2 separate regions of the Mus musculus genome follow, and region 2 is linked to region 1. The links are chromatin loops, found by intact Hi-C in ENCODE. Cell type or tissue: left cerebral cortex. All regions are shown on one strand. Each heading gives the region's core, and the rest is flanking DNA. Links, peaks and the distances in the headings are about the cores only.

Region 1 (11,237 bases), core at 1,495-9,494:
CGCTCACCTCAGTGTCGCCCGCTGTGACTGCCACTGTCCCGTTTACTGAGCCAGCTGCATAGCATCAGGACTGTCACAGGTGCTGGAACCCGGCCTAGATTGGTCCAGAGATAGCCCTAGCTTCATGCATGAGTCGATGGGAGTAACCAGGAGATGTCACTGAGTCATGCTGTCTCGTCCCCAAGGTTGGCTTCCTTCTCTCAGTGACAAGGGGGCCATCAGTATGTGTGTATATGCATTGTCCTATATGTGAATACAGGTACATACGTACCACAGCATGCATGTAGAAGTCAGGTGTTGGTCCTCACCGTCCACATTGCTTGACATAGAATCCCTTCCTGTTTCTCTGCTGTGTGTCTCGGATTACCTAGTCCGAGGAGTCCATGTCTGATCCGTCTCCAGATGGAGGCACTGGAATTACAGCTGCTTCTGTTACTGTGTCCGGCTTTTTTACATGGCTTCCGGAGTTTTGATGACACTTGTCCAGCACTACTTTTCCTCACTGACCATCTCCCCCACCCTCCAGGCTCTTTTAAAAAATGTTTATTGGACTTGAGAGGGATGCCTCAGCAGTTAAGAGCACTGGCTATTCTTACAGAAGACCCGGGTTCAGTTCCCAACTCAAACTGTAACTCATAGGCCCTGAGGCTTCTTCTGGCCTCCACATGCACTCTATACCTATAGCCCACAGTCATGCATGCAGGCAAAACACTCACACAAAAAATTTTTAAACACATTTTAAAGTGTGCGTATGGGGGGAGGGTAGCACATGTCCATACATGTGTGTGAGGGTCTGCGCCTTTGTGTACTTCTGGAGGCCAGAAGAAGGCATCAGCTGTCTTGTATCAATCAATCTTTGCCTGTTCCTCCGAGGCAGGGCCTTTTCCACATCAGGAGCTTGTGTTTTCTTGGCTAGGCTTGGAAGCCTGCAAGCCTCAGCAATCCTGTCTCTGACCCACCTATAGCTGAGGTGACAGGTGTACACAGGATGCCCAACTTGTTAGATGGGTCCTGGTATCAGAATGCCAGTCCGCGTGGTTACACAAGTGCTCTAATCACTAATCACTGGGCCAGTGCCCAGGCGCTGGTGGTGGTGGTTGTCCTTGTTGTTTAATAGTTTCAGCAGCTGCCACGGGAATGACCTTGGGTAGCCTGGCTCTGTTCATCCTCTCCCCTTGTAAGTAAAGAATAGAAAAGCCCTTTCCCTTGGTTCTAGAGAATGCTGCCCTGATCTTATTAGCCCTCTGTTTCCTGGTCAAACTAGCATTCAAGTTGGGTGATTAGAGCATTGTCATGGTAACAAGACCGGCAGGTGCACTGCAGGCATGCTGCATGAAGGTGAGAAGCCAGTGAGTGAGAATTCACAAAGGGACTCCTAAGGAGAAGCCACTCCTGGGCCTCCTTGTGGGTACTAACTAGTTCTTTAACAGGGCAGGCACCTTGCTATGTGCTGGAAACAAGCAGTATCAGTCTCCGTGGTCTAAGTTGTAGCGTTGCCCTGCTCACCTGAGGATCACCTGGGTTGGTGTCTTTGCTCCATTTTCTGCCAAGTGTCCCCATGAAGCTGGGCCAGCCTCACACTCTGCGTCTGTTGAGTTGAGATGACCAAGAACAGGCAGCTGCCTCTGGTCCCTGAGTGATGAGGCTTCTGCCTAGTTTCTACAAACAGGCCCATTTCACCAAGGGTAGACTGAGAGCCAGGGCTTTGCAATCAAATGGAGCCTCAACTTCAGCCTCACCAGGCTTCTATTTTCTTGTCTATAACTGTTGGGCCTGCTTCACAGGGTCATAACAACTTCCGTTACCACCCACACAATGAATGTCTTTCTCAGATGCACAGCAGAGCATTCTACGGCACATAGGTGAAGTTAGCAGCCAGTAAACTTGGTGACTTCAAGTTGTTTTTTGGCCTAAACTGCTGTCAACAAAGCAAACTTTTTGCTGGCACCTGGACACAGCCACATGCTGTAAGGGTGACTTAGGGTCTTGATTAGTTAATTAGTTAGGATATTTTAGTACAATTTTCCACTCAAGTCATAGGGTAACAATATTGATTGTAAAATGAGTTAATTATATTTTTAAAAGCTATTTGGGGGAGAGATTTAGAGGACTGCTTGCTTTGTTTGTTTGCTTGTTTGCTTGCTTGTTCTTGACAAACTTTTACTATAATTGAGATCTTCTGTCTTGGCCTCCTGAGGACAAGACTGCAGACATCCATCACTATCCCCAGCGGAAGTTCTGGGTTTTAAAATATGAACTGTTGTTTTATTTCTTTTCTTTTCTTTTTTTCTTTGAAATATCTTTCTTCCTTTAAATTTCAGGTTCTTCTTTACTGCCAACAGGGTAAAGATTTACACCAATCAAGAGAAAACCAGGTGGGTCCCTGACCTAAGTCGGCAGAAGAAGATTATCTGTTACCGAGAGAGAGGGGCTGCTCTGTTCTCATCTGTATCTGTCGGGCATCGCTTCCCAGACCCAGACCTACCTAGGAGAAGAACTTGAGGGGTTTCAGGGGCAATACAGATGTAGGAACTATCTTAGTACAGAGTGGGCTGTGAAGGCGGAGATCTGTCCTTGTCTAGCTCCCCGACATAGAGATGAGGTCCTGTTACCTTCCTTCCTGTACCGTCTCCCGCTTCCTCATGGCAAATGAGCCAATGAAGTTTGAGGAGTTACAAGTCTTAAAGCATTAAGTGAGGTAAGGTGGCATTTTTATCCCCAGGGCCTCCCTGTCCAGTTTACTCAGCAAGCCCTGCCTCTCGGCTGCTCTGAAATGGCCCGCTCTTCCTTCATTGTAGGCTCTCTGACTTTATAAGCTGAAGGGTGTCCAGGTGTGGGGAACCAACCGTGCCTGATATTGCTAAGCCAGAGAGGGGAGGGGGCAGAGGGTGGTGTATGCAGTGGTAGATGAAGGCCACCCTGCAAGGTTTCCTAGACATGAGAAGAGACCCCTAGTAAAAGGGATATTTTAAGTCAAGAAGGAAAGTGGGTTGAAAGAGCTGGTTCATGGAGCAGCAAAGACATGCACAGGAAGGTGAGATGAGCCACAACCTAAATCTTAGGCTTCCTGTTGGATACTTCCTGCACCAACCTGTATAGTTTGTGCTCTCATGCGCTGCATTTTGTGCCCCTGTTGTCTCTACTGCCTCTTCCCAGGACCTTCATCGGGCTGGAGGTCAGTTCAGGGCATGCCCAGTTCCTGGACCTGGTTTCAGAGGTGGACAGAGCCATGAAGGAATTTGACCTTACTACTTTCTACCAGGTAATGCACAGGGCTGAGGTAAGGGAACAAAGATGGTTACGGTTTCTGCCACAGGGCTGCTGCTCTGCTAGCCCTGGAACAGAGCATCCTCAAAGAAGCCCCATCAGAGACAACTGAAGAGACCTCCAGAACTTCCCTGTGTGGAGGGAGCACTGAGTGCCAGAGCACAGGATTGGAGTTTGAGGTGTCTACCCAAAGTCCACCATTTCAAAAAGCTCCCATCCATCTTGTGATTTGTGCTTCTTCTCTGTAGAGTATCTGTTTAGCCTGTCTTTCCTAAGTAGTTGTTGCCAACACATAGAAATGACTCTACAGCTGTAGCTTTTCAGTCTCACTGTACCTTCCCTATGCCCTCCTGGGACTCAAAGTCCAGGCTGAGTGTCACAGCTGTAAAAGAACATTGATTCTATTCGATGTGTTTTTCAAAACCATGCCCAGGTATACAGTTAGTCTTAAATAGAGATAATTATTGTTTCTTCAACATTGTTGACATTTTGGGGTTTTGTTCATTTAATCTGAAAAGTATGGCCTCTGCTGGAATGTTCTAGATCAGAAAATAGAGTTATAGCCGGACATGGTAGCACATGCCTTTAAACCTGAAAGCTGGAAATCCAAGATTCAGGTGACTACATAGTTGGTTTCTGAGGAAGGCTTTGGCTGTCACTCGCTGTCCTTCCCTCGAGGATGGAAAAGAGTACACAGCTCTCTATACCCCCCATTTAATTTTTAATTAATTTTGTACTTATGGATGTTTTGTCGGCCTCTGTCTGTATACCATGTGCATGCAGTGCCCTTGGAGGCCATTAGAGGGTGTGAGACCCCCCTGGGACCAGTGGTACTTACATTCTTTAAGGAGATTTGTTAACCATCAGGTGGGTGCTGGGGATCAAACCTCTGTGCCCTAGGAAAGCCGCCATTGTTCTTAACCTCTGAGTCATTGCCCCCCACATCTTTTTTCTAAGGGCGCCACCCAGTGCCCTCATGAACCGTCAAATACCATTACATTGTTCTTAGGCTGTCACTGTTGTATTTGGGGGACAGGTACACCCCTGTACTGAGGAGAGGCACCAGCTATTATGTCTGTGTGGGCAGGGGACTTGGCTTCAGCACTGGGGCATCCAGGGATCCTACTGGTAGACCCAACAGGACTGTCATAGACCCGCTGTGGGGGGATGGGCCTGCCATGCCGTCCAGTGGTGGCCTAACTCCCAGCTTTTCTTCCCCAGGACCCCTCATTTCATGTCAGCCTGGCCTGGTGTGTAGGTGATGCTAGTCTCCAGCTGGAGGGACAGTGCCTGCAGGAACTACAGGTGAATTTCCAGAGCAGGGACACAGAGCACTGAGCTCCAAAAATGATGGGGAGGACAAATGACAAAGGGAAGGATTGGTACTTAAACCTAAACCTGTAGGAAACAGAATGGCAAGGCAGGAGACCCTCATCCCCCTCCCTTTGACCCAGCAGCAGCAGCTAGGAGCTGAGTAGTGAAATAGGTGCCCTGACCCCACCCTAGACTTAAGGCAGTAGAAGTGCATTTTAGCAAAATCTCTATGGCTCCGTGTGCCCTGCCTTACAACCCTGTCCTGTGAGGAGACTGGAAACCCACCCCTCAGCCTCAGCCATTTATCTGAGGTCAGAGGTTTGGGTGTGGCAGTTGGAAATGGAAGAAGAATGTCAGGTGCACAGAACCTCCAGCCCTCAGAACCTGTTGCACTGTGGGTCTGTTTTTGAGACAGGGTCTCACAGTGCCTCCTAGCTTGGCCTAGAACTCACTGTAGAGCAGGCAAGCCTCAAACTTGCAGTGTTCCTACTATCTCTGAGTTCTGGGATTTCAGGCCACCTGGTAGCCACCATTGTGCCACCATGCCAAGCCAGGCCACATTTTGACAGCGTGTGGAACAGGTGACCTTACTATCAGGGCCCTGGAAGGAGAATTTGCATGCAGTGTGTGGCAGCTGACGCCCTCCCCTGGCAGTGCATGAAGGCAGTCAGTAGTATGGCCCATTGTTGACAGCATTTCTGTTTTTCTCAAGAGAAGCCAGAAATCCAGATTTTTATGTACAGTCTTCTGATGTTCTGTGTTAGCAACTGATTAGGATTTTTGAAAAATATTTTACAAGTCAAAGTCCATGGGCCATCAGTCTCTGGGTACCTTCCCCTCAGCTTGATCATACTGAAGACAGCAAAGAGCTCTGATGTCCAGCTCCAGGAGCCTCGGCCCAGACCGAACCAAGCTTCACAGTAGTCACTGTCCCCAGGGCACTGTCCTCATCTGCAAGCTGAGGCAATAGGCCCCACCTCATACAATTGTAAGATGATTAGACAAGATGATGGTTGCCAAGCCCGGAGTTCTGCATGACCAGGGACCCTCTCAGAATTGCCCAGTGTACTGGACTGCTTTTGTTTGTGGTGCTCTGGGTCTGACTCCCCTTAACATAGCTGTCATCTCCCTGTTGCTGGCTGAAGGAAATCGTGGATGAGTTTGAAGACTCTGAGATGCTGTTACGTGTGCTGGCCAACCAGGTCCGCTGCAAGTCCGGGAACAAATTCTTCTCCATGCCTTTGAAGTGAGCCTTGTCCCGTGCCTCTCCACAAGCCGACTGAGATGGAGGAACTTGCTGCCATCTGTGGGATGCCCCAGCCAGGAGTCCTAATCCCACACTTAGTACTGATCTAGTGGGCTGCTCACTCTCTCCTGGTCCTTAGGTTGGTAGGCTGCTACTGTAATGTGCTCATTTCCAGAAATCACCAGTAGAGGGCAGCCCGGACCTCTAATTCTTCCTCCACTTTCTTAGGAAAGTCAAATGAGCCTGGCTGGGGAGCCCACCCACGCTCAGTCCCCACCGAGGTCTCTCCACTGCAGTAATCTATATTGATGCCCTTGGCCGTCAACCACTTTTTTAGATCCCTGTGTTCTGACCCACCTGTGTCAGACTGGGGCTTCCGTTGTCTGTCAGCCTCTCTTTAATCTCCTTTATTTATCACCTCGTCCCTTCATCCCGTCCTGTGCCAGGAGAGGTCATTTCAGGGCCAGGGCACAGGGTGCTAATTTGTGGTCAGCAGCAGTTTTCTTCATTCCTTCCTCCCACTTACCCAGCCAGGTGCCTGGGGAGAGCCCAGCAGATGCTTCATTTTGGCTTGGCTATGGCTGCTGGCCAGGCCTCCAACACCCATGACCCCTACTTTCCCCATCAGCTTTCCCAGAGATGCAAAGAGGCATCTTCCCTCCAGCCAGAGCACCCCTGCCCCTGTTGCTGAGCATTTTTCAAAGTGGGGGTGGGAAGTGGGGAGAGGGCCAGGGAGGCATTGGAGAATTTATTTTCCATCAAGCTCCTACCAGGGCAAAGAGCCAAACCTTTCTAGTTGTCATGGGGATTTCTAGTGATGGATGAAGAAATATTTTTTTACAGTTTTAAATTATGTTCAACAAATAAAATCTGCCTTTTTAATGTGGTGTCTTATTTTAAACTACTTCTACTTTAAAAGGTGAGTGGTGCCTCTGATCTCCCCTCCAGCTGTGTTTCACAGTCCAGGGGCTCTTGGGAGGCTCTTACGACTTCAAAGATTTTTAGGTATTTGTTTATTTTAGCATATGTATGTGTGTGTGCAGGCACACGAGTTCCGAGAACAGCCCTCGGGAGACAGTTCTCTCCAGCCTCTTCATGGCGGCAGAGCCCACGTGGCAGCCATTCTGACTCCAGCCCCTCTCAGGCCTTCTCCAGTGCCAGGCATGTATGTGGTACTTACTTATACTTCTCCAGTGCCAGGCATGTATGTGGTACTTATACTTGCAGGCAAAACACCCAGACCCATAAAGTTTTTAAAAAGTGGGAGCTGGAGAGCTAGTTCAGGTAGTGATGTTCTTGCTTTGTAAGTGTCAGGCCCTGAGTTCAGTCCTTAGAGCCCATCCTTTAGAAGCTGCCGTGGTACCAAACACTTGTAATCTCTGCATTGGGGAGGCAGAAAGACAGAAGGAACCCTGGGCTTACTTGACAGCCAGCCCCATCTATTTCTCAAGCTCTAACCAATGAGAGACCCTGTCTCAAATAACAGCATGGATGGCCCCAAGGAACAACAAACGCCTAGGCTTGCCCTCTGGCTTGCACATGTGCACAGCCGTGTGCACATGCATGTCTACCTCTGCACACACATATACAGACATCCCCCTACGCAAGAAAATAGGAAGATAGGGTTGCCATGTCTTGTAGGACTTCACCAGTGGCACTGGGTTTCAGCATGTCCCAGGGAGATGCTATCCTCACTCCTCCGACACAACACTTAGACTTTATACCAGATGACCTGTACTAAGCCCTTCCTAGGGCCTTCACAGCTGAGCCCGGGGAAAGCAACCTGGGTTGAGGTAATTACTATGGAAGAACAGTTACGTGGCTTGCTTGGGGACATGAGAACATCAGGACCTGACTCAACCCTAGCCTCAGCTTCCACCATGATACAGCCCAGCCCAGCCCCTCCCTTACCTTCTGCTCAGGCCTGTGCTCTGGCTCCCACTTTGTGACTCATGTCCTCACAACCCTGCCTTTTCCCTAGCCTTACAGAACACATTCATGCCTTGTTCCCTGAATGCCACCACACCTGAATCTACTGGCTTCAGCTGACCTGCTGTTTGGTGCCAGTGGCATCAGAAATCACACTGGAGAAGAAGCTAGGCATGTTCTCTAGCCTACAGGCACCATGGCAACCCTAGCTTCCCAAGTCACATTACTGACACCTGCTCTGTGCCAGGCCCTGAACTGGGCCATAGAACAGCCCAGGTCTGGCCCTCTGGGTGATCAGAGGGGAAACGGGAGGTGTGCGGAGTAGAATCCCCGGCCCTTGTACTTGTCCAAACCGCTGAGGACTGCTCCCCTGGGGGAGGATGTGGCTCTGCAGGTCGTCTGTGTCTGTGCCGAGTGGAGTTAAAGTGCAGCCACTTTGAGAAATGGGCCAAGATCAATAAGCAGCTCTTCAATAGAGAGTGGAGGTGGTAATGGAGGAAGGAAGTCTGAGCTGTGCTGGGGGGGGGGGGGGGGGGATGGGCATGTAAGCCGTGCCTAAGGAGGCTGGCAGCCTTTGCTTGGCAGGCACCCAGACATGCAGTGTGCCTCCAGAGTGGAGCGCTGACAAGGCAGAAGCAGCCGGGGCGCTTCCTTCCAAAAGAGGAGAAGTGTTCCAGAAACCCAAGAGACAACTGGAGAGGGAAGGCCAGAGCAGGCTTGTCCACCGCTAGGTGGGTGGTGTTCGGGGAAGAACTGTTCTTGATGAGGATTTGATCGCGCTTGGGAGAGTACAGAATCAACACATCTGGCTCTGGCAACCTCAGCTGCTCCCTGCAGGGCAGGGAGGTGAGATGCTCATCTCCAGGCCTGGCTGGCTGATTTCCATCTGGCACCGAAGCCTTCTCCTCTGCCTCTTTAGACCACCCCAGCTCTGTTTCCAAGAGAGAGGGAAAGTACGTGGTTTGTTTATTTCTTCCTTCTCCTGGCACCCACAGTCCGAAAGACTGTCCTGTTGACCGAAAGGGTCCCGTTTTGCCAGCCTGGCACAGTACCAGTCACTGAAGTGATAAGTGCTCAAATACGAAGAGGCAAGAGTGTCAAACCAACCTTCCCCACCATAGAGGTTTTTGTGGATTAAAGAAATGGGGTGGTCTGAGGCATGGGAGGGTGGCTGGAGGTAGGGAAATGAGGCATAATGTGTTCTGCACTTTCAAGCCCCATCAGGGATGGGTTTGGGGTGTGCATATCTACACAGGTATGTGTGGAGGCTAGAAGAGGGGGTCATGTTCTTCCAGAGCCAGAGTCATGGGTAATTCTGACCTACCTGATGTGGGTGCTTGGAACCAAACTTGCATCCTCTGAAGAATAGGTAAATGCTCTTAACCACTGAGCCATCTCTCCAACCCATTCCCGTCCCTTTGAGCTGCCTCCAAGTCTGAAAAACAGGCCACCTATTCTCCCATGACCCTTTCATCCTAGGGGCTACTGACAGCAAAGCTAATGGGAGTGTACCACATAGCTACATACTTCTAAAACTGATAGGGGAAAAAAAATCAGGTAATGGGGGCTAGAGAGATGGCTCAAAGGTTAAGAGCGCTGAATCTGGGTCCTCCTCTTACAAATAAGAAAGCAAACCTAGATGGGAAACAAAATGCTCCAGATTCCAGTGAAGTCGACCTGGGCCGGGAACCCAGAGACCTGGTTTGAAATCCAGAGTTTTCTGAAGAATCTCTCACATAAAGATCCATTTCCACTGCTGCTGGGTGTGGTATTCGGCTTTAATCCTGGGAGGCGAAGCAGGTGGATCTCTGTGAATCAGAGAGCAGCCTGGTCTATAGAGTGAAGTCCAAGACAGCAAGGCTACACAATGAAATACTGTCTGGGAAAAACTTTTTTGAGGTGGGGAGGGGAAAGGGACGGGGGGGTGGGATCCATTTCCTACAGCTAGAACAACCGGCAATGGGGGGGGGGCATCAGATTTGACTTATCATAGTCTCTCAAATCTTGCCGACTCGAGTGAGATTGGTTTTCTTTTTTCTTATTCCGAGTTAGCCCCATAAACTCAGTTTAAAAAAAAAAAAAAGTTGGGAATAAATTTGGCAAACAGATGCAGTACACCTGAACAGAAAAGGGGCTGTTTTTCACCAGACACTAGACATTTGTCAAAATCAAATTTCTTTTTTTTTCTTTTTTTTTAAAGATTTATTTATTATATGTAAGTACACTGTAGCTGTCAGACACTCCAGAAGAGGGAGTCAGATCTTGTTACAGATGGTTGTGAGCCACCATGTGGTTGCTGGGATTTGAACTCTGGACCTTCGGAAGAGCAGTCGGGTGCTCTTACCCACTGAGCCATCTCACCAGCCCCAAAATCAAATTTCTAATTAGAAAATTCAGCAGCTGGTTTTCCCGGCGAGGGACCCCCAACAGAGAGGTCCACCAGTGGGAAGGGGAGAGACTGCCTCTACCTCTTCTCTAAATCCCCATCTCCTTTCCTCGAGCTGTTAGTAGGCCAGGCAATGGGTATGCTTTATTTTCCTTCAGCCGGTGAGTGGGTTCAAACCAGCCATAAGGTCCTTTGCCAGGTCTCCTGATTCTGAGAGGTGAGAGGGGTCGGAGGCATCCAGAGAGTCAACTCTAGGAAAGACCACCCTCAGGGAAGGTAAACACCATTTCTCTAGTCTGTGGGGAGGTGATAAAGTGTGCTGCCTTCTGCCCTGGTTCTCAAGTGGCATACCAATTCCCCCAGTTAAGGACACTAGGGCTGACCTGGGGTTGGACGAAGTTGCCGTGGCCCTTCGATCACCTTAGCGTCCACGCCGGAGTAAAAATTAAAATCCAGCCCCAGCTTCCCCAGAAGGTTTGCCCTTCCACCCGGAGTTCCGATGGGCCTCGCGGGCACAGAGACCAAATATAGTGGAATGGACTTTTCTTGGAAACGAAATGTGTGCACACTAGGAACCGGAACCCTCAGCCCAACACTGAAACTCAGAAAAAAATCTAGTCAGTTGCTCTTATCCACTGGGCAGGGAGTAAGGATGCAGACTCACACGCCTTGTAAGCGTGCGCTCTAGGTTGCATTCAGCACTAGAGGCGCCCCAGAGGCGCCCTAATCCCAGACTTCTCCACTGGGGAAATTTACTAAAGAGACTAAGACACTCTGCTCTGGGACTTGCGTGGGTGTGTAGGGTCTAACGAGCGCTACGGTGGCACAGGTTCTATCGGTTCACCAAGTAGGTCCTGGAGATCGAAGTTTTTCGCCGTACTTGACAAATTTGATAGTGGCCAGGGCCTTTACCTGCTGAGCCATCTTACTTGCTCCTCCAACTTCCCCCCACCCCCAGAGTTTTATTGCCATGTTTAAAAGCTTAAAGCAGTACTTCAGGTCCTTACCCAAGTCTTTTTCTGTCCCACTTTGATCTGAATGTCCTCTCGCCTCCCTCCAAGGGAGATCTCGCCTTCCTTGCGCCCTCCCTCAGCA
Region 2 (11,237 bases), core at 1,551-9,550, 370 kb after region 1:
GTTTCTGAGCTTCCACAGCCGTGAAGAGCTAGGAAGGAAAGAGCAGTTTTAAGGTGGGGCTGGCAAGCTGGCTCAGCAGGTAGAGGGGCTTGCCACCAAGCCTGCCAACCTGAATTTGATCCTCTGAACCCATGTGGTGGAAGGAGAGGACCAATTTCCACTAGAGTCTTGCTTCCTTTTACACACACACACACACACACACGAATGTAAGAAATTAACAAGCTTTAATGATATTCATTACTCAGTTTGAAACACCTTCAAAAACAACATAATCATGGCCTCATGAATGAGCGTTTGCCTGGGACATGTGGTAGGGCTCTGGGTGCCAACCCCAGAACCACAGGCACATATGCAAATACACACATGTATTAGAAAGGTAAAAAGCGGGGTTGGGGGTTTAGTTTAGTGGTAGAGCGCTTGCCTAGCAAGCACGAGACCCTAGGTTCGGTCCTCAGCTCTGAAAAAAAGAAAAGAAAGGTAAAAAGCTGCAGTAACCATGGATTCCACCTAAATCAGGGAAGTTTTAGGTGTGAGCAGAGAGGAGCATCCACGGGGCCCCTGGCATTAGATTTCCTATACAGACCAAGCTATGCTGTTAACCCCCTGGTGATACCTTGAAGATCTCACCACGCAAGCGTTAGAATGCCTAATTTCCCTTGCTCCTCACCCTGTAGCTCATCTTCCCTGACCTGGTGGAGGGGCTGGTGTTGATGAACATTGACCCCAACGGCAAAGGCTGGATTGACTGGGCTGCCACCAAGGTGAGCACCAGGCCCTCATGGCTGGACCCTGATGGTGGTGAGCTGAGCCAGGTCTCACTCGGGCTTTCCCTCCCTCCTGCAGCTCTCTGGCTTGACCAGCACTTTACCAGACACTGTACTCTCCCATCTCTTCAGCCAGGTAAGCCGGGCGGATCAGACTGCATGTGGGGTGTCCTCGGGAGTGTGTGTTTGGGGGGGGGGACGGACTACAGGCTGGGGCTCAGCCAGTATGGGCAGGTCAGGCAGGGCTGGGTCATAGTGCCCCTCTGAGGTGGCCTGTGGGGTGCCTGAGGCACCTCCTCTGCCTTTGAGACCACTCCTGCTGGGAATGGGACCAGGTTCCTCCCACATACCCTCTCACAGCCCTTCTGCCTGTGTGTGCCCCCAGGAGGAGCTGGTGAACAACACGGAGCTGGTGCAGAGCTACCGGCAGCAGATCTCAAACGTGGTGAACCAGGCCAACCTGCAGCTCTTCTGGAACATGTACAACAGGTGCGGGTGTCCCCATCCCCCATGGGCGGGTGCAGGGCAGGCAGCGCCATTCCCTCAGCTTGTAGATGAGCTGGTTTTGAAGTCTGAGAGCTGAGGGGGCACAGGGCCATGGAGTCTGGTCTCTGGGGTTCTTGCTCATCTCCTTTGCTGGGTGGAGGGAATGCCAGCAACACCCTTGATCCCCACCGCAGGACAGGGTGCTCAGTCCTGTACAATGGAAGGTCAGATAAGGCTGCGGGGTCCCCACAGTGCTTTGTGGGAGCCCTTGGAAGCTCTTCTGCAAGGGTAGCCCGCCCTGCTGTATCGTTGCTTTTGTAAACTTGTAGTGAGGAAGTTCCTGCTGGAGAACTACAAGTAAGGGCGAGACCCTGGTGCGAGTATTTAGTAAGGGTGGTCATATGTGTGGTCCCAGAGCAGGGATGTACAGAAATGCCACATACCAGGCGCAGCCTGGGGGTTCTGAAGAGAATCAGGATAGGGAGGATCCAAACAGCCTTGTGTGAGCAGAGCAAGCTCAGGACCAGTGGGCAGTGTTGGGATACCCTCTTTACCTTTGCCCTCTTCCTCCACTCCTCCCAGCCGCAGAGACCTTGATATTAACCGACCTGGGACGGTGCCCAATGCCAAGACACTCCGGTGAGTGACTCTTGCCCTCCAGCCAGTCCCTGCCTTTGCCCCAAACCCAGGCCAGATGACCCTTATCCTCTGTCTCCTAGCTGCCCAGTGATGCTGGTAGTCGGAGATAATGCACCTGCTGAGGAAGGGGTGGTGAGTGTGACCGTCCTGGCCAGGGGAGGGAGGTTAGAGCCCGGGGCAGGCCCTGAATGATGCTTTTCCCAGAGCATTGGGGCCTGACCGCTCCCATCATACAGGTGAAGAGGTCTGCAGAGTGGATGGAGCTAAGGCTAGGGCCTGGCTGCCTAGTGGTCTCTCCCCTGCACTTCTAGTTTAGAGCCCAAGGTCCATTTCTTCCTAAAGTGGACCCATAAGTAACTCCTGGACATCAGTACTCGTCTTGGAGCCGCCCAGGCGCTCGCTTTGGGGCAGTGCATGTCACCACTCCCATTGGAGACCCGACAGCAGAAAACCTCAGGGTAGGGGCCTCTGAGCCCAGGGGTGCTCAGAAAAGGAAGGCTGTGAGAGCAGATGTAGGCTACACTAGCCATCTTGATCCAGGCTGGGCCCCTGGTGTTGCCTCCTGTCCCTTGGCATCCCTGGACCCCACTGTCTGGATCTTTTGGTCCATCCTGCTAGAGTGACCCTGGCTTTCTGGGTTAAACTCCTGTCCTACTTGCAGCTGTGACTACAGTTCCAGGGCCCTCAGACCAATGGGCCTCCAGGGACTCAGGAAGCCCTAGCAGGAAAAAGCCTGGGGGGGGGGGAGCCCTAGGGCCTGTACTTCCCTCCCTGCTCTGGGCACAGAACCTGCCTAAGCAGTGGAGTGGGGGTATTGCTGCAGCTGGCTCCTTGTTCCCAGGTTGAGTGTAACTCCAAACTGGACCCAACCACTACGACCTTCCTGAAGGTCAGACACCCTCCCCCCCTCCCCCTCCCCCTCCCCCTCCTCCCCACCCTATACTCGGCTGCAGGGAGGGGTCTGTTGGAGCGGGTGGCATTAGGAGCGGGTGGCATCAGGAGCAGGTGGCATCAGGAGCGGGTGGCATCAGGAGCAGGTGGCATCAGGAGCGGGTGTCTGTTGAGGTGTTGGGAAGGGGCTGCTCGGCTCACCCTGCTCTGGTCCTTTCAGATGGCAGATTCTGGTGGTCTTCCTCAGGTGACACAAGTAAGACTCTTGGGCCTGCTTTTGTGTCTATTAGTGGGGGTGGGGGGTGGGGGGGTCGGGCTCCCCACCCTCCCCACTAGTTCAGGGAGTCAGTCAAAGCCTCTTCTGTCCATCTGATTGCAGCCAGGGAAGCTGACTGAGGCCTTCAAGTACTTCCTGCAAGGCATGGGCTACAGTAAGTACACCTCCCCCACCCCGGGCAAGGGCTAGGAACACATTACCCATGTACTGAGGAGTCTGGGTGAGTGCATTCTTTGTCACCTGGACCCCAGCCTCTGCAAACACCCGTAAGGTGTGTGTCCCAGGCCCAGCCAGCTTCTCTGCCTGGGTGGAGCCTTAGGCACTATTCTGAGCCCAGTGTGGGGGGCCTGTTTGGGAACGGACTCCTCCTCCAGCCCTTGAGGGTCCAGTACCTAGGCTGGGGCCTGTTAGGGAAGCTTGTTTCAGATGAGTCACCCACACCCTATGGCACTTCAAAGGCCCTTTGTCACAGTAGAAGGTTAGCACTCAAGCCCATGGAGTCTGGGACCAGAGAAGGGAAGGGGGACCATCTGAGTATTTGCACATCCGGAAGGGAGCCTGAGGCTCCTCCAGGAACAAGGACTAAACCAGCTTTCGGTCCCCATCCTTCCTGGAACATCCCCCAGGTAACAGTGATGAGACTCAGCCTATGCACCCCACCCCCCTCCCCCACGATTCCAATGGCTCCTGTATGCCTCCTGGACCTCCGGTTTCCCTCTTTCCAACATACAACTCCCAGGATGCAAACTGCTCTCCCTCACTTTGGTGCCCTCCCACCCCCTACTAAATACTTTAGCCTCTGGGGCTTGCACCTCCTCAGGACAGCAACTAGGATATCCTTCCACCCTGCCAGCCTTTCAGGGAGAGGTAGAGCAAAGAGAGGTACACGTAGGCAGGGAGGACCAACCAGAACGCCATGCTAGGCCCCATGAGCTCTTGGAGCTTGGTAGACATCTGTGAAGCCAGGAAACGGTTGTGTCCTTGTCCTTGGGCTTCAAGGGAACTACGCCAGGCATCCCAGGAGTCAGAGGGGCTTTGGGAGGTTGTGCAGGCCTCCTCAGTCTGGAAGAGTGAGGGGTAAGGGCACTAGCCTAGGACGTGGCCTCCGTGGGCCTGAGCCACACAGCCTGGGCTGCAGAAGAGGGAGAGTGAGAATTCCCAGACAGCTTCCTTGCTGCTGTTTGGATGGGTTGCAGCAGCGGGCTTCCCCAGGCTAGCCCTCTCTGGTCTGTCTGTCCCATCTCGGCCCATCTCGGTGCCCTGGGCCTGGTCCACTCTTCACCGTGTTCTGTGTCTCCCCCACCCTTGCCCTCTCTGGCTGTCTTCTCTCTCAGTTGCACACTTGAAGGACCGAAGGCTGAGTGGAGGAGCAGGTAGTCCATGGCCTATGGCCTATAGCCCATGGCCTGTCTGCTGATGCATGGACACCCCGCCCCTCCCTGCCCCGCCCTAACCCGCCCCGCTCCTCTGCAGTGCTGCAGCTGCACTATGTCTTGCTGTGGTGTGGAACCTTCTTGTGTTATGCTCAGCTCAAAGCCCCGGAGGATCCCTGCTCTTCCACAGACCCTGGTCTGCTGAGGGCTCCGTCCCGTGTGGGACCTGACACACTGGCTGGTCTCAGAGCAGCCGTCTTGTTTCTAGGTTGCCGTGGGCTGTGGGGCTTCCAGAGCTTTGGGAGTTAGAAGCAGAGCCTGCAAACACAACAGTGCTAGGTTTGCCTTGCAGACATTGTCTGCCCCCTGCCCAGCCTCTAGGTGGACTGGCCTTACCTACAGTAGTAGAAGCAAGATTCAGGCAGTCTGTGGCTGATTGCCTTCACAGAAGCAATCCTGCCCCCCCTCCACCCACGCTACCCCACCCCTGTCACTTTTTGGATGCAGGTCTAGTTGGCCACAGAGCGTCTCTCTATCCCAGGTCAGGGTGCCTATAAGCACCTGCCCTGCTCTGACCATACATAGCTCTGGGTAGCTGCTGGGACCTAGGCACCTGCTGGCTGTAGCCCATTAGCCTGGCCTGCTCACCGTTGCTGACTGGTCCTGCATGCCTTGGCCTGGTATAGCCAGTGCCAGAATCCTCTGCGTGTGGCAAGACTGGGTGTCACTGGCCGCTTTGCTTGTGTTGTTTTTTTTTTCCCACCGGCCGGTACCCACCTTGCCTGTCCTCAGGACCCTCTGTTCTTGTCCATAGTGCCCTCAGCCAGCATGACCCGCCTCGCACGCTCACGTACCGCGTCCCTCACCAGCGCCAGTTCCGTGGACGGCAGCCGCCCTCAGCCCTGCGCCCACTCAGACAGCAGTGAGGGGATGGGCCAGGTCAACCACACCATGGAGGTGTCCTGCTGAAGCCCTCGTCCTGCCCATGATGCCCGCTTACCTGCCCCCAGGTCCCACTGCCATCTCTGCACCGGCTCATCTTCCCTTTAGTTTTATTTTTGTGAGAGTGAAGGGGAGGAAATGGGGTTACTTCTCTTTTATTTAAAAAGAAATGAGGGGATCCACCTTGGGACAGCACAGCACAACAGTCTTAGATGGTGTGAGGGGCTCGCCTTACACACTCCTGTCTCACTCAGTGTGGCCCCTCCCCTCTGCCCAGCTGGGGCGTGGCCAGGATAGTTAGATACAGTACTGAAGAAAGCCCAGCCCAGCCCCTGGATCTGGCAGATGTGAGGTTTGAAGATGGTGGGTAGTGAGCTAAAGCTCTGATGTGAGTGGGAGTCAGACCAGTGGGCAGCCTTGGACCTTAAGAGTGTCCCTTTCCTGTAACCCTTGCATCAAGCACACCTATTCTAATAGTAGAAGTGACAGTCATGAGGATGGTAGCCACAAGAGGGCGCTCTAGACAGACAGCCATTTTCCTGGTGCTCTCTGGGCAGGACAGGTGGTGTAAGGCCAGCCAGGCTGAAGAATATGGAGAACCCTGACATGGGGGCAGGAACCCCCATACCCTGCCACCACAGGGCCTTGTCCCACCCTGAGGCAAAGGTCACCTGGTCTCTTGTCCCTGTTGGCAGAGGTTAAAATGTTGATTGCTGTGTATGCTGTGTGTAGCCCCTGAGAACTTCATGATTACCCATCCCTTTGGAAGCTGGCAGGTACTGTAGGTCCCTCTTGTCCCAGATTTCACCAAGTATTTGTCACAGTGCCCTGGTCAACTTGGGCCAGTGTGTCACAGACAATACTTGAGAAGTGAGCTTGTTAGAAAGACACAGATGGGAAGATACAATGACCTCTGCTTGCTGGAGGGGCTGGAGATTGCCTGGCCCTTGGGTGGGAAATGGGCCATCCTCAAACAAAGGTTCCATGCCTCCTACAGCCCACAACTATGCCCGCCATCTCACCAAGTAGGCGCTCACAGCCTGGCCATTGGTTTCATCTGCTCTCATCCCCAGAGAGGAGAGAAAGCACTAAGTGTGTATATGGGGAGTGGGGATGATGTATGTGGTATTGTATGGGTGTTCTGAGGCAAGAGGACACCCACATCCATTTATCTGTGGCACATGCCGCCCCTTTCTGTAACTGTAAGCCATTTCTAGACTGCTCTGGAGTCCAGTGGAGTGTTTCCTATCCCCGGTTCAGTTCACTCACGTGCTTCCGTGAATACTGAATGTGACTGTTTAGAGGTGGTAGAACTAATCCCTTACTGTAGATAGCACTCCAAGTATTGGACATCTTTTTGCTGTGTTCTTAAGATATCTATAAATACCTATACATTATATATATATATATATGTATGTATATCAGGTCCTCCTTCCTGTATGTGGTTTCCCATTGGTAGTTGTCTTCTCTTTGGTCAAGATGAACTTTTAATGGAGTTCATTATTTTCCTCTCTGTACAAAGTTAAGAGCCTAATTTTGTGTATTCTGTTTGGTGGCTGATAAAGAGACTTTGAGATTACAAAATGCAAAACAAAAATCCTTGATATAGAAAGTTAACTGTGCAGAAAAACTAATAAAGAAATTAAGTCTACGTGTGTCGTGTTTCCTATCACAGGGAAGGCTCAACTGTTTAGGCTGCCTGGCTGCCCCAGGGCGCTGATAGTTGGAGGATAGTGCCTGTTAGACACATTTGGTTGGGGGAGGGTTGAGCAATCTTTCTGTAGCCCAGGCTGGTCTTGAATACTCAGCAATCCTACTTCAGCGTCATGGGTGTTAGAATTATGTAGGCCACCCTGCTTAATTTTTTTTTTCCTCTTAGGGTGATAAGAGATTGAACCAGGGTGTTTATACATGATGGTCAAGGTTCTACCAAGCGGCTATATACTCTGACTGAGATATAATTTTACCAGTCCTGATACTAACTCTATTTCACAGCTGAGCAGAAAGTTTAGCCAGCAAGAAAGACCGCTTCAAAGCAAGGGCACAACACTATTTGCTTGGTTTTAGTTGTTTTGGGACATGGTGTCACTCTGTTGTCTGGCTTGCCAGAAACTCCCAGTAAACCACAAACCCCCCTCAACCTTCCAGGTACTGAAACTAAACTACTGAATTCTCCATGTTACCGTTTGTGCTATCATTCATTCACCTTATATTACTTCCAGCGTCTCTCTCTGTCTCTCTCTGTCTTCTCTCTCTGTCTCTCTCTTCTCTCTCTTTTCTCTTCTCTCTCCTCTCTGTCTCTGTCTCTCGTCTGTCTGTCTGTCTCGTGCGTATGTGTGTGTGTAATGTGGAAACCCTTAAGGCCACTTCAAACCCAGGTGTAAACGGACTAATCAATCAGTCAGTGAAATGATGGTTAATCACTAACCATCAGTCGGTCACTACGGCATACTAGCCCAGCCTCCACAGAGGAAGAAACTGTTTTGTCCCTGCACGCCGCTCTCCGGGACACGGCCAGAACTAGGGTGGAGGCCGGTGCGCACGCGCACGCGCGATTCCTAAACCGGAGCGGTTTAGTAGAAACGCCCAGCTCCGCCCCGGAAGCGCAGTGAGGACCCGGCTGCTCGCAGCATGGCGGCCCCCGCCAAGCGCGCGCGGGTAAGTGGCGGGTCGCCCCTCGTCGCGCCCTGTCCCTCCCCGAGAGCTGCCCGCGCGCCCCTGCCGCTCCCTGCGGGGTCCAGCGGCGGCGAGCCCGAGGGCGACGCGGTGGCCGGCTTCCTGCGCTGGTGCAGGCGAGTGGGGCTGGAGCTGAGTCCTAAGGTGACGGTGAGCCGGCAGGGCACGGTGGCCGGCTATGGCATGGTGGCGCGGGAGAGCGTGCGGGCCGGGGAGCTCCTTTTCGCAGTGCCGCGGTCCGCGCTTCTGTCCCCCCACACCTGTTCCATCAGCGGCCTGCTGGAGCGAGGTGGGTAAGGAAGGGGCAGGGGGACCAGCTCGGAGGCTGGCAAGGGAGTGGCGCTTGGACGTTCACCTGGTGTCTTCCCTAGAGCGAGGCGCGCTGCAGAGCCTGTCTGGGTGGGTGCCGCTGCTGCTGGCGCTGCTCCACGAGCTCCAGGCCCCAGCATCACCCTGGAGCCCTTACTTCGCGCTCTGGCCAGAGCTGGGGCGTTTGGAGCATCCCATGTTTTGGTGAGAGCCGAGGGAAGGGCCGGGAAGAACCTGTTGCAGTTTCTTTGCTCTGGGACTGGGCACCTGCTGCATGAGAAGGCTGCGAAGGGCTCCGGGTGGGCTGTCCTTGCAGGCCGGAGGAAGAGCGGTTGCGACTCCTAAAGGGTACAGGTGTCCCCGAAGCCGTGGAGAAGGATTTGGTGAACATCCGTAGCGAATACTATTCCATCGTCCTGCCCTTCATGGAGGCTCACTCGGATCTCTTCAGCCCCTCTGTTCGCTCCCTGGAACTCTATCAGCAGCTCGTGGCCCTCGTGATGGCTTATAGGTCAGTGATTAAAGCCTAGAGGAGCAGACCCTCATCTTTGAGAGGGAAGGTGGGAAAGAACAGTGAACTCCAGGTCCCTCACCCGAGACTGGGCCTTAGCTGAGTTCTCTCTGCGGCAGCTTTCAAGAACCGCTGGAGGAAGATGATGATGAAAAGGAGCCCAACTCACCCTTGATGGTGCCTGCTGCAGACATACTAAACCACATAGCCAATCATAATGCCAATCTAGAGTACTCGGCAGTGAGTGGACCCCTATCCCTGGTCAGGTGGTGTGCATTACAAATCAAATCACTGGGCTCCAGTTTCCTACTAATCGTGAAAATGCGGTGAGACTAGCTACTCTCCGGTGTACTTTTGATATCAACTGAGATGGTGTGGACACACCCTAAGTCCACCAGAATAGCTGCCTGCTCTGCCAAGTCACCTCAGGCCCTGTGGAGAGCATTAACAGCAGTTCAGTGCTATTAGGAGGTGGGATGTTTATGGGCCAGAGGCATAGTAAGAAAGGCCCCACTTTAGTGTTGATTCTGTAGGAAAACTTGAGCAGACAGACGTCTATGTAATGTAAATATTGGCAGCGTCTTAACACCTGTAATCTTAGGAGGCTGAGGCAGGATCCAAGGTTCCAGGCCCATAGCTTCCAGTTTTCGTCTATACATGTCAAACTTTGCTCTCCAGTGTAAGCAGATGTGACTTTCACTTATTCTTTACCTCCGTTGCTATTTTGACATGAGGATTAACTTGTTCTGTTTTTGAGACAGGTGTGTATGTATGTGTGTGTATGTATGTATGTATGTATGTATGTATGTATGTGTATGTGTATATATATATATATATATATATATATAGCTAGCCCAAGACTCAAGAGTTTTGTCTCCTGAGCACTGAGTGTTTATCACCAGGCCTAGGCTTGGTTTTCTTAAAGCTTGTGTAGGTAACTAGGCAGATACACCTAATATACTAAATTGACCTCTAAAGTTGGTTTCACCCCCTCAGTATACAGGACTGAACAGTAGACAAATGGTCTGTGTCCTCAGCGCACATTCAGTAGGCTCTTCCAAGAGAGAAGTGGTCTGGTGGGGGCTATGGTGTGGTCCCAGCTTTATCCTTTTAACCCAGGATTATCTCCGGATGGTGGCTACTCAGCCCATTCTTGAAGGTCATGAAATCTTCAACACATATGGGCAAATGGCTAACTGGCAACTGATTCATATGTATGGTTTTGCTGAGCCCTATCCTAACAACACAGACGACACGGCTGACATTCAGATGGTGACAGTCCGAGATGCTGCACTGCAGGGTGCGTCTGCCCATCCCAGGTTCTGTATACCTCTTGACTGCACTTGTCTTGCTGGGGTTGATGTCGGCTCTCTCCGTCCATTACTTTATAGGAACAAAGGATGAAACTGAAAAGCTGCTCGTGTGTGAACGCTGGGATTTCCTGTGCAAACAGGAGATGGTAGGGGAAGAGGGAGCCTTTGTGATAGGTTGTGAGGAGGTGCTGACTGAAGAGGAGCTAGCCACCACACTGAAGGTACAGGACTGACAGGGTATGGGTTGCTGGTATTTAGAATAAAACCAAAGAAAGGGGAGGGACCTAACTTTCTACAGTGGTATGGTTGTCTTGAAACTCACAGTAGCACATTGCAACTAAAGGGCCCATATTTCTTGTAGGTACTGTGCATGCCTGCTGAGGAGTTCAGAGACTATAAAGAGCGGGCTGGATGGGGAGAGGAGGAGACAGAAGACGACAGTTTGGCAATCACAGATATCCCCAAGCTCCAAGAATCATGGAAACGGCTTCTTCGAAACAGTGTTCTGTTGACCCTACAGACCTACACCACAGACTTAAAAACAGACCAGGACTTACTCAGTAATAAGGAGGCCTATGCCACGCTGAGCTGGCGCGAACAACAAGCCTTACAGGTCCGCTATGGTCAGAAGATGATCTTACATCGGGTGTTGGAACTCACAAATTAAGCAGGCTTCCTGAGAACCTTTTAAGGTCATGTTCTGTTGCTTGGAGAGGAGGGAAATTTGGGACTTTTGCTATTTGGCAGTTAGAATCAAAGGAAAAATAGCTAAAAAGTAAACTTACATGTCGGCACGTTTGGATTGATGTCAGCAGATTTAGGAGCATGCTATTTTTACTAATGCCATCAGATTTTTTTAGAACTTAATAAACATGGGCTGAGTTCAACTTTGAGAAGTTCAAACTTTCTTTAGCACATTCCCGTGAAGTATGACATCTTACTGGACCATCAGTCTTATCACAACTCACCTCTCAAGGACAAATTAATTAGAAGTGGAATTCTTCCAAATACTCATACCAAGACAAAACCCCCACACAAGTTTTTAAATATAGTTTA

Evidence for each region. A loop is a pair of places that touch in the nucleus more often than their neighbours do. Peaks named below come from ENCODE experiments on the same cell type or tissue, not always from the same donor. Only the 100,000 strongest peaks of a DNase experiment are listed, where the experiment ranks them.
Region 2: it touches region 1 in a loop (3-fold over the local background); 3 of 42 quality-filtered maps call a loop at or near these places.

Annotation. Positions count from the first base shown.
Region 1 is chr8:95,340,801-95,352,037 of GRCm38, forward strand. Usb1 (U6 snRNA biogenesis 1) reads left to right here. Exons shown (of 7, transcript NM_133954.2): 4 at 2,322-2,375; 5 at 3,157-3,262; 6 at 4,489-4,572; 7 at 5,727-6,713. The coding sequence ends at 5,831. Among named protein-coding and RNA genes, the nearest start is that of Mmp15, 5.9 kb to the right of the region's middle. In left cerebral cortex, for the core only: CTCF peaks have their summits at 4,069, 6,011 (motif pointing right) and 8,464; DNase peaks (open chromatin) are centred at 6,019, 6,534 and 8,375; H3K27ac peaks cover 1,075 bases.
Region 2 is chr8:95,707,934-95,719,170 of GRCm38, forward strand. Ndrg4 (N-myc downstream regulated gene 4) reads left to right here. Exons shown (of 17, transcript NM_001372423.1): 8 at 675-761; 9 at 844-900; 10 at 1,150-1,253; 11 at 1,833-1,889; 12 at 1,970-2,021; 13 at 2,731-2,778; 14 at 3,001-3,036; 15 at 3,160-3,211; 16 at 4,392-4,430; 17 at 5,245-7,023. The coding sequence ends at 5,399. Setd6 (SET domain containing 6) reads left to right here and starts at 7,980. Exons shown (of 7, transcript NM_001035123.4): 1 at 7,980-8,337; 2 at 8,420-8,561; 3 at 8,674-8,868; 4 at 8,988-9,108; 5 at 9,988-10,168; 6 at 10,260-10,402; 7 at 10,543-11,074. The coding sequence starts at 8,004. The coding sequence ends at 10,848. It overlaps Cnot1 (CCR4-NOT transcription complex, subunit 1), which reads right to left. Exons shown (of 49, transcript NM_001372353.1): 49 at 10,998-11,237. In left cerebral cortex, for the core only: a CTCF peak has its summit at 5,887 (motif pointing right); DNase peaks (open chromatin) are centred at 3,314, 5,172, 5,804, 6,540 and 5 more places; H3K4me3 peaks cover 2,035 bases; H3K27ac peaks cover 1,659 bases.